Regions from separate parts of the Homo sapiens genome. Here region 2 is linked to region 1. A link is a contact called in ENCODE Hi-C data. All regions are on one chromosome and are shown on one strand. Each heading gives the region's core, a stretch centred on a gene start or an enhancer-like site at or near the end of the contact. The rest is flanking DNA. Distances are from core to core; before and after follow the strand shown. Region 1 holds the start of RPS6KA3 (ribosomal protein S6 kinase A3). Region 2 holds the start of PRDX4 (peroxiredoxin 4).

The links. Hi-C counts contacts between places; a loop is a spot of excess contacts on that map. Pooled maps may share reads with other maps.
Region 2: a pooled map shows a loop between it and region 1 (11-fold over the local background). The contact joins the promoter of PRDX4 here to the promoter of RPS6KA3 in region 1. A Hi-C loop is called at or near these places in 2 of 37 single-sample maps with no recorded cell type and 10 of 50 pooled maps.

What each region holds. Positions count from the first base shown.
Region 1 is chrX:20,263,760-20,268,529 of GRCh38, reverse strand. It overlaps RPS6KA3 (ribosomal protein S6 kinase A3), which reads left to right and starts at 1,621. Exons shown (of 22, transcript NM_004586.3): 1 at 1,621-1,966. The coding sequence starts at 1,898. RefSeq lists silencers at 845-1,139, 1,561-1,780, 1,901-2,160 and an enhancer at 3,341-3,390.
Region 2 is chrX:23,665,235-23,670,476 of GRCh38, reverse strand. PRDX4 (peroxiredoxin 4) reads right to left here and starts at 2,984. Exons shown (of 7, transcript NM_006406.2): 1 at 2,666-2,984. The coding sequence starts at 2,906. RefSeq lists silencers at 2,522-2,651, 3,002-3,181 and an enhancer at 2,931-3,225.

The DNA of each region.
Region 1 (4,770 bases), core at 372-2,871:
CGAGAAACCTCGCACCGCCCGCGCAGACCTGGCCGGCTGGGTTTGGGGCTCTAATCTCATCCTCACACCTGCTTAGGGAGGCAGGCGAGGGTTCTCCAGGTGTCTGGGTCCCGGGAGGATGAAAGGAAGCTGTTAATAGGCGTGCGCTGGGAGCGCAGCAGCGGACGCGCCGTGGTCGCTGGGCGTGGGAAGACCGGGATGCCTGGGCCACGGCCTGAGGGTTTGAAGGGACAGGCCGGCTCGGAGATCTCCCTTTGCTTTTTCTCTTCCCCTCGCTGGGCGACTAGCCAGGGGCTGCAGTAGCTTTCCACTCAGCCCTGCGACTTTTACACATTTCTGCCCGGGCGCACTTAGCGCGCAGCGGCTCCTGGCGCAGTGAACACAGGGTCGAGTCCTCTTGGGACGCACCCCGGACGCCCAGGCCTTCCCCCCAAAGCTCTCGCCGTCCTGTGGGGCTCCGTCGCCGTCGGGGCATTGGGTTTCCTTAATCCAGGGCTTCCCCATCTTGGGCAGGAGGAGGAGTCAGAACCCCTCCCCTCCCTCTGTCCCCCTCCTCCTCCTCCTCCGCCCACGGCCAGCCTGATTTTTAAATCTAATCTCTTATTTAAAGTCAACAGAGGAGCAGGAACCCCGCGCTCCTGCCTACAAGATATTTTTAAATAATTCTCCAACCTCTACCGAGAGGGACAGCCTTAAGGAACCTCCCTGTTTTCCCCTCTTGAAGATTTAGGTAGCAGACGTGGGGCGGGGGGCAGCGGTTCCAGGGTCGCAGCTGAAGGCCGAGAGCTCTGCGCACTTGGGGAGGAGAATTTGGGCTGGGGGCGGTGCGGGGGAAGCGACTAATACAAGAGGAATTAATCCCAAATAGCCACAATTTAACAAAAGAGCGTCAACTTGAAAAGACTTGAATCAAACCGGGAGCCGAGCCCCCAGGAGGCTCCTAGGCACGAAGCCTCCCTTGCCTCCGTCGGGGGAGATGGGGGGCAGGTGATTTCCCAGCATGTGACCCTGAAGAGGGAGGGTCTTGGGCCATTACGGGATGCGCCCAGAGACTAGGCGCGTCCGCACGCACGCACCCCCGGAGGAGACAAGCCGAAAAGACACTCCGCACCCCTCCCCGGGTCCTTGGCTCGGGACTGCGCCCCCGGTACTTTGCCCACCTCCCTCCCCAGCTGGGCGGGGACCACTGTTCTCCCTCATTCCCAAGGAGCCTCCGACCTCCTTGGACCCTTGGCGGTGAAAGGCTCCCAGCCTTCGCCCCTCCTGCCTTTCCCATTTCTTTCCCCCGCCTCCCGCCGACGCCCCCAGATCTGTTGGGCTCGCCCTTCCTGAAAGTAGGCGAGGCCCAGAAGCTGAGGTTGGGGCGCAGAAGGAGGGGGGTGGGAAGAGGGAGGAGCGGAGCGCAGCGGCCGGGGGCGTGTCTTCCACTAGCCCAGCCCCTGGGTGCGCGCGGCGGTGGTGGCGGCGGCCGAGCCTCGCTTTGAGAGACAGGTATCGCTTAGGCGCCATGTTGTGAGCGGAAGTGGGGGAGCGCGCGGCGGTCGCTGTTCTGCTGGGAGCGGGCGCGGGAACCGGCGGGGGGGGCGGAGCCGTAGTCCCGGCGGCGGAAGGAGGAGAGGAAGAAAGGGGCGAGACCCGGTGCCCAGCGGAGGCGCGAGGCTCTCGCTCAGCGCGCGGGCGTCTCTGGCCAGGCGCGCGGCTTTCGGGCGGTCGGCGTCGGCGTCGAGCCCTCTCTGGGGCCGCCGCCGCTGCTGCTGCTGCTGCCGCTGCCGCTGCCGCTGCCGCCGCCGCCGCCGCCGCCGCCGCTGCCGTGGGGCTCGGGCGGCGACGGAGCGGGGCCGGCCGTGGGGCGGGCGGGGAGGGAGGAGGCGGTGAAGGCGGCGGGCCGGGGGGGAAGATGCCGCTGGCGCAGCTGGCGGACCCGTGGCAGAAGATGGCTGTGGAGAGCCCGTCCGACAGCGCTGAGGTGAGTGCAGCAGGGCGGCCGGGGCCGGCGCATCTCCTCCTCGCGCCCCCGCCGGCTCGCTTCGCTCCCCGGAGCTGGCCACTCGGCCCGTTCTGATCCCGCTCGCGTCTTTCCCCCGGGCTCAGGGTTTTGGTTTGGGTTGTTGGGGTGGGTCTATTGGCCGGTCTGTCTGTTCCTTCCATCCTCACCCTCACCTCCTTCCCTCGCTCGGGGGGCTGCCAGTGTGGTGGCGCGTGGGGTTTGGAGTGGGCGCTGGGGCTTTGCAAGAAGCCAATTTTAATCAACTTTGCGTGGGGGAAGCGGGAGGCGGAGCGGGGGCCGGCGGGGAGTTGGGAAGTTTGGCCCAGCCGGGTCGGGGGCTTTCCCGGACCTTGGCGACTTTGGGAGATGAGGGAGGGGTAGGGATCGGGTTCACCGGGGAGCAGGGACTCTCGAGTCCAGCCGAGGGAGGGGCTGCTGCGGGGAGACCGGCGCGCGGGGCACGGGCGGCGGCGACCTGTGGGGGTTTCGGGTAGGGGGTGCAGGGTTTTGCCTCCCCCTCGTCTGCCGCAGCGGTTTCTGCTGCTGCAAAGAAGAAAGCGGAAGCCTAAGGTCCCCTACCCCCTCCGTTTCTGAGGTCGCAGAGCTAGACCCCCGTCCCTGTGAGTTTAACTTGAGTTTCCTGTCCATGGAGGTGAGAGGGTGATATTCAAGGAGATCAGCGGCCGCCGTAAAAGGCTTTCTGGTTTTCCTCGCCCGGGATCTGGTGACCGTCCCTGAGTCACCCATCCTAGTGCCCAAAACCCAAACAATATACCCAAACAGGGCAAAACAGAATTTCCCCGGGCGCATCACTACACCGAGCTTTCCTGAACCGCCCCTATCCCAGAACAACTCGGGGTCTGCGAAAATAATCCAGACAAGACCCGTTCCAAGGTATCACCGCTCCTCTCCGGAGTGGAAAATCAATTCCTGATGGTGGCGCGTCTGTGATTCTTCCTTCTTGACTTTTTGCTGCCTTCTCTCCCCGCAGCGGACTTTAGGGGATTACAGGATGATAGGCTGCGTGTGTGTAATAGTTACTGAGTGAGTGACCCCATTTCTGGAAAGCATGACTGAAACGCGGGGGTGGAACGGGGCAGGCTCTGATGAGTGGTGTGCTTGGCGGCAGCCGCTGCCCTGCCGGCCTCCGCAGTGTGAGAAGTAGATAGGGTTACTGGTTACGTCAGTAAAACCGAGGCTCAGTTTAATCTTGAGATGCGGGACACTTGCATTCTCCGGTATAATGGAGAGGGCGGGGGATCAGTTCAAATCGCTTTTCACTTTTTCCCCCAGTCACCTCCGCTGCTGTATAACAATTTTGCTTGTTCTCCTTAACGCACGCAGAGTTGTAATAGTGCTTATGATTGGTGCTTAGTATTTTGCGACTTGGATCATACTTGTAAAACCTGAACTAAATGCTGCTCTTCAATGGAAAAGACATTGATATATGTTGAAAGAAAAGGAAAGAAAGAAAGGAAATCATGTTTTTAAGACTGGCAGAATCACAAGAACTTTATTTAAAATTGTTAACCAGACTAATACTATAAATATTTTATTAAAAAGCCAAATTTATGATGTTTAATAATCCTTTAGATGGGTAGTGTGAAAAACAGTATGCAAGAGCTCGTCATATTTTTCCCCAGAAAATTTTTTGCATTAAATAATATAGCTAAAAGGTTAATAAAATGTTCGCAAAGTACTGAACTTGTGGAAAGAAATTAAATTTGCTTTGAGCCTGACTTTTACATACAAACATTAACAATTGCAACTCAAGATCAGTCCACATTTCTGCTTGGCATGTATCAGTGTGATAGGAAAACAATATCGTTTAGAATTCCACCTTATCCTTTTTCTATCTGGAATGCATTTGGATAAGGAAGGACAAAACATATTTATTTAGCACCAACTGTATGCCAGGTACTGTGCTACATTACTATTTCATTTTATCCTTCCTGTGACCCAGCAGGGTAGGATTATGGTCCCCATTGTTATAGATTAGGAAACCAAATCTCAGAATTTAAAAGGTACAAAGATGATAAATAGTAAATGGCAGAGCCATAATTCAAAGCCAGGTGGATACAATTCATGTGCTTCGTTTTATATCAGGGTAGCTGTTCCAAATCTTTTGTGGAAAAATTCGGGGTATAAATAAGCCAGTAGTTAGAGGTCATCTATTTTCCAGAAACAAATAGAGTATTATAAGAGGTCTCATTTGGTAAAGCCTTGTTATTTCAGTTACTATCATGTTTTCCAGAACTTGACAGATAGGATTCCACAATTTGCTGTTTTCAAAGAATTTTCTTGCTATCCTGGCATAAAGTATGTCAAACAGAGCCAGTGTTGCCAAGATTTATTAAAATTAAATTCTAACAAATTGCCTTTAGATATTTAATTTCCTTTGCTTGTTCAGCTATTTCAAGTAAATTACTTCTGATACAATTTGGAAATATTGAAGACAGTGAGGGAAAGGTTGAAAAGTTCCACTCAGAGGTCTAATATTTTCACTATTATACCGTTTCCTCCCCCAGTAGGTTCCTATCAGATAATTGTATTTTACCAGAGTAACATAGTTTTTTTTAGAGTCATTTACTTGAGTGAATACATCAAAATATTTCTCTCCAGGTTAAAAGATTTCAGGATTGGTCTGTGTAGGAGTTTACATTTATGGTCTCATCCCTAGTACACTGTGAATTCTTGAAAGCAGACATTTTTCCCCCCCTCTCTGAATCCTCAGCATTCAGCACAATGCCTGGCCCTGACATATTGTGGACTTAATAAATATC
Region 2 (5,242 bases), core at 1,735-4,234, 3.4 Mb before region 1:
ACAAACAACATGAATTTCTCTTAAAAATTAATATATAACATATGATTACTTATCTTGAGCCAGCATCCTACCTCATATATATAATCCTGATCTGATTAGGTAAAGGCCAGGAGGGAGAAATAGACAGCAGAAGAGTATTCAATTATATATACTTTAAATAAATTACTTAAAATGCTACTCAAGTGAGAGGTTATAATAATTGTAATGATCTATTACAATGACACGCCTTAATGATTTTAGCATACTGGGAAAACCATATTTGAAAAATAAATTTTGTTCTGAAAATTGATTTTGGAAATATTTGGTTAAGAATGGTAGTTACTTTGCTAAGATCTATAAATGGAATTCCCAAAGCAATCCCTTGCATTTATTAAAAAAACAAAAATTGTCTTGAATATAAATTATGTAATTAACATAAAGATTCTGGTAAATGCAGAGAAGTACAAAGAATACTTAAATCCTCTCTCTCCATAACTCCCATCAACTACTGTTAACATTCTGATGTCTGTCTTTCTAGTCTTATTTTTTTTAATTTTAGTTATTTACTTTTTTTTTTTTTGAGACAAGAGTCTCAGTCTGTCGCCCAGGCTGGAGTGCAGTGGTGTGATCTGGGCTCACTGCAACTTCCGCCTCCCGGGTTCAAGGGATTCTCTTGCCTCAGCCTGCCCAGTAGCTGGGATTACAGGTATGCGCCATCACACCCGGCTAATTTTTGTATTTTTAGTAGACACAGGGTTTCACCATGCTGGCCAGTCTGGTCTCGAACTCCCGACCTCAGGTGATCGGATGGCCTCGGCCTCCCAAAGTGCTGAAATTATAGACGTGAGCCACCACACCTGGCCTTTCCGTTCTTTTTTAAACACAAATTTGCCACGTGTTGCATCCCGCCTTTTTTTTCTCCTTAAAGGAAACAGTAAATTAATTATGAACAGTTTTTGATATTACTAAAAATTATTTGAAAATATGGCCTTAATGGCTCCATAATAGTCTTTACTAACAAAAGTCTTTGTATCTTTAATTATAGATAAGCCTACATGTGACAGAGAAATGTAGTAAACAACTAAAATGTTAAGTTTTGCTGGTAAAGGGAAAGCTTTGAAGTAGATTTGTTTCCTATGGAAAATATATGTAATGTAAGTAAACACTTAACTGGCTGACATATTTAAAATACTTTCCCAGGCAAGTAAAACCAGTGGGACTTGGAAATACTGATTTTAAAATTTAAGACTGGTTTTGTTAAAAATCTCAAAGTAGGCTGGGCACCGTGGCTCACGCCTGTAATCTCAGCACTTTGGGAGGCCAAGGCAGGCGGATCATGAGGTCAGGAGTTCCAGACCAGCCTGGCCAATATAGTGAAACCCCGTCTCTACTAAAAATACAAAAAATAGCCGGGTGTGGTGGTGCGCGCCTGTAGTCCCAGCTACCTGGGAGGCTGAGGCAGAAGAATCGCTTGAACCCGGGCGGCGGAGGTTGCAGTGAGCCGAGATCGCGCGACCGCACTCCAGCCTGGGTGCCTGGGTGACAGAGCAAGACTTCATCTCAAATAAAAAAAAAAAAAAAGTCCCAAAGTGGTTAACTGAAAGTACTTACTTTCAGCAAGTAAGAACTGTAAATGTTTAAGAGGACAAAACAGTTTTTCTCATTTATCACTCCCAACCAACCCATCCTAAGTCATAACAACATTCCATTTAACTCTAGGGATTCAGAATTTGAAGCATTACTTTTTTCACTGAATACTGGCATGGAACATGCTGTAACTGAACCATAAAAACCAACTACACACCTACAGAATGTCAAATGATCTGCAGGAAAAGCAGGTTACTGAATAGCAAGCAAGAGACAGCCTTTATCTATAGCCACTGTTCACTTTTGGTTAATTTTAACATCCAGATGTAGCAGGCTACAACTTTCACAGTATCTACTTCGTCTGACGTGTCATTCCTGAAAGTGGCCATTAGCTTTGTACACTGGACAGAAATGCAAATAATCAAAAACCAAATTGGCAGGACACAAATTTGCCACGAGGTTTATCATCAACCCAAATGCATACTTCTAACCTTTTCCCCCATTTCCCTCAAAAGTACACTCTGTAATAGGTTCTTCATGTCTGAGAAACATAAGGAATATCCATTAACTACACAGGCTTTGGGGAAGGTGGCTTTCAGTAATAATCTTTGTAAGATGCAAACAAAAAGGAAGAAAGAAAAATGAAATGTTTGACCTCCCGAGCACTGTGTTTAGCAACTTTTCTGTTTAATCAAACTTTTTGTGAATCATTATTCAACCTATCAATGTCTTCCTTCGCTGAAATAGTACCTGAAAAAGACAGGATGTGCTGAAGGCACTTTGAGATGTTTCAGGAACTGTTTCAGTTTGCCCAACATCCTCGATGCAAACTCGGGACTAGGGCCACCCACTTTCCCTCAGCTGCGGCTTTTGGGGTAACCACTACCTCTTCTAAAATCTGATCAGTGGAAACCATACCTTTCTTCACAGCTAGAACTCCCCTTTATTCCCCTCCCCGCCCTCCTAGGTGAGAACCAGGCCCGCCCAGGGCCCGGAGGCAGCCCAGGGGGTGCCGCCCAAGCCCAGATTCCGGGGGTGTAACCGGGGTACACGTGTCTCCGGAATCTCCCCTCCCACCCTTTGGCGGGACACCACCTACTCTTCGCTTTGCTTAGGTGCAGGGAGTGGTCGGCGACCGATACCCGGGATGCCTCTCCCGGGTACACTTGTCCACCCGCGTAGAAGTGGCACTCCTCTTCGCGAGTCCGGGGCCTCTCCTCTGTCTCCCAGCCCTGCACAGCTCCAGCCGGCAGCAGGAACAGCAGTAGCGGCAGCAGAAGCAGCCTTCGGTGGCGGCCGTGGTCCGGAGTTGTCGCGGCTAGCAGCGGCAGCGCCTCCATGACCACGCGAGCGCAGAAACACGTCCCTTGGCGCGAGCGCCGCTTCTGCCGCCGCCGGGCAGCTACAACCGCGTGCACGACGCCCGCGCGAACCGGGGCGCGGCCTCGCGAGACCAGCTCCTCCCCCTACCCCCCCTATCTGCTCCCCGCCCCGCCACGTGGGCGCCGGCCGCACCTCCCCCATCCCAAGCCTGCATTTGCGCCTGCGTCCCGCGGCTGACCAGGACCGGGAGCGTTGCCCAACTCTGTGAAGGCAGCGACAAGGTCTCCTGACCTCCGCGCTGTTTTAGACATCTTTCCACGTCCATCTCTTCCACAAAGCCTCACCACTGCACACAAGCCCCTCACAAGCGGAATCTAACCTATATGCTTGTGAATGGCTTGCATTTTATACTTCTAATAAGCTTTTTAAAAAGTCACTTAACGTTTTTAAAAATTATATTTACTTGACAAATCATAATTGTATACATTCGTGGGATGCAATGTGATTTTTTGAAATATGTATCCAATGTGGGATGATTACATCACATTAACTTATCCATCGCCTTGTTTACCTATGACTTTTATGGTGAGACATTTCAAATTTACTCTTATTCATTTTGAAATATACATTATTATTGACTGTATTTACCCTGCTGCTTACCAGAGGTTGGGAAGTAGGGAAGGCGAGGCGAGAGGGAAGGAATGGGGAGTTAGTTGTTGGTCAGAGGTTACCAAGTTCCAGATAGACAGGAATAAGTTTCAAGATCTAATAGACATTTACTAATTTTTTTTCTTGAAGTGATTTGTGTGAACGGGGCCATGATCTGCACTACTTGCAGCTCTTTTAAGTCCTGGAAAAACTTAGGGAGGGTAGGTCTAACCATTTACTTTCCTCCAGCATGCAAGGGCGTACAGGCAGTTTTTAGTGACCTAATCTATTGTTTCAAAGACAGCTTTTTTTTTTTTTAATTTAAATGAAGACTTGAAAAGTTACCAGAAAACTCTCCCAGCAGTGTTGTTCCTTTTTCTGACAATTACCCCATCACCCAACCCCTGGCCTTTTCCCTGCCCTCCCCACCCATCTCCCCGCCGTGGGCACCGCCCCGCTTGCCGCTGCAACCTGCCGTGTGCGTCTGCGCACTGGGGGCAGGCCCAGGCCACCGAGCGTCCACCAACTGGACTAAGACCACCTTGTGTCGTCACTTGTGACCGATCTTCTGCACTCCCACCCTCAGCACTGTTTTAGACCCTGTTCATCCTTCTGGGCCCATCTTGTACACAAAACTTCGCAGGTGACTGGCCTCGCGCCCTCAGCACTGTTGTAGGCCTTCTCATCCTTCACACCTATTTCTTCCACAAAGCTTCGCCCATGGCTGTCTTCCCACCATTGAAGTGCCAACGACCCTCGCCGCCAGCACTTGTTAGACATCCTTCCACGCCCATCTCTCCCAAAAAGCCTCCTCATCCCACGCCACCCCCGCCCCTCAAAGGGAAACTGACCTTTCTGCCTCTGAATAGCTCGCGTTTTATCCCTCTAACAGACATTTCTTATTCTTTTCCTTGCAGTGATCTTTGTGAACAGCCATGACTCCTCTCTCAAGTCGGAGCCCTTTTCAGGTCCCCAGAAAACTTGGAGAAGAAAAGTCTAACCTGAAAAGCCATATCCCTAGACCATTTCTTCTCTTCCAGCTGGAAAGGAACTATGGGGCAAACAGGCAATGTTGCAACTTAACCCTGTGTTAGGTTGTTTTTTTTTTTTTTTTTTTTTTTAGACAGAGTCTCGCTCTGTCGCACAGGCTGGAGTGCAGTGGCAATCTCGGCTCACTGCAACCTCCACCTCCCAGGTTCAAGTAATTCTCCTGCCTCGGCCTGCCGAGTAGCTGGGATTACAGGTGCGCGCCACCATGCCCAGCTAATTGTGATCCGCCCACCTTGGCCTCCCAAAGTGCTGGGATTACAGGCATGAGCCTGTATGATCCCAGGGTGCCCTCTGTCCTCCTGCAAGTGCTTGTTATCTTTCTTTTTAAATTAAAAAAAATTTTTTGTGGCTACATAGTAGGTATATGTATATATATATGTATATGTATATATATATATTTATGGGGTATATGGGATATTTTGATTCAGGCACACAGTGTGTAACAATCACATCATGGCAAATGGGTTATCCATCACCTCAAGCATTTATCATTTGTGTTACAAACAATCCAATTATACTCTTTTAGTTATTTTAGGGTATACAATTAAATTGTTATTGACTATAGTCACCCTGTTGTGCTATCAAATACTAGGTCTTATTCATTCTATATTTCTGTACCCACTAACCATCCCCACTTTCCTCCCCAGCCCCCCAC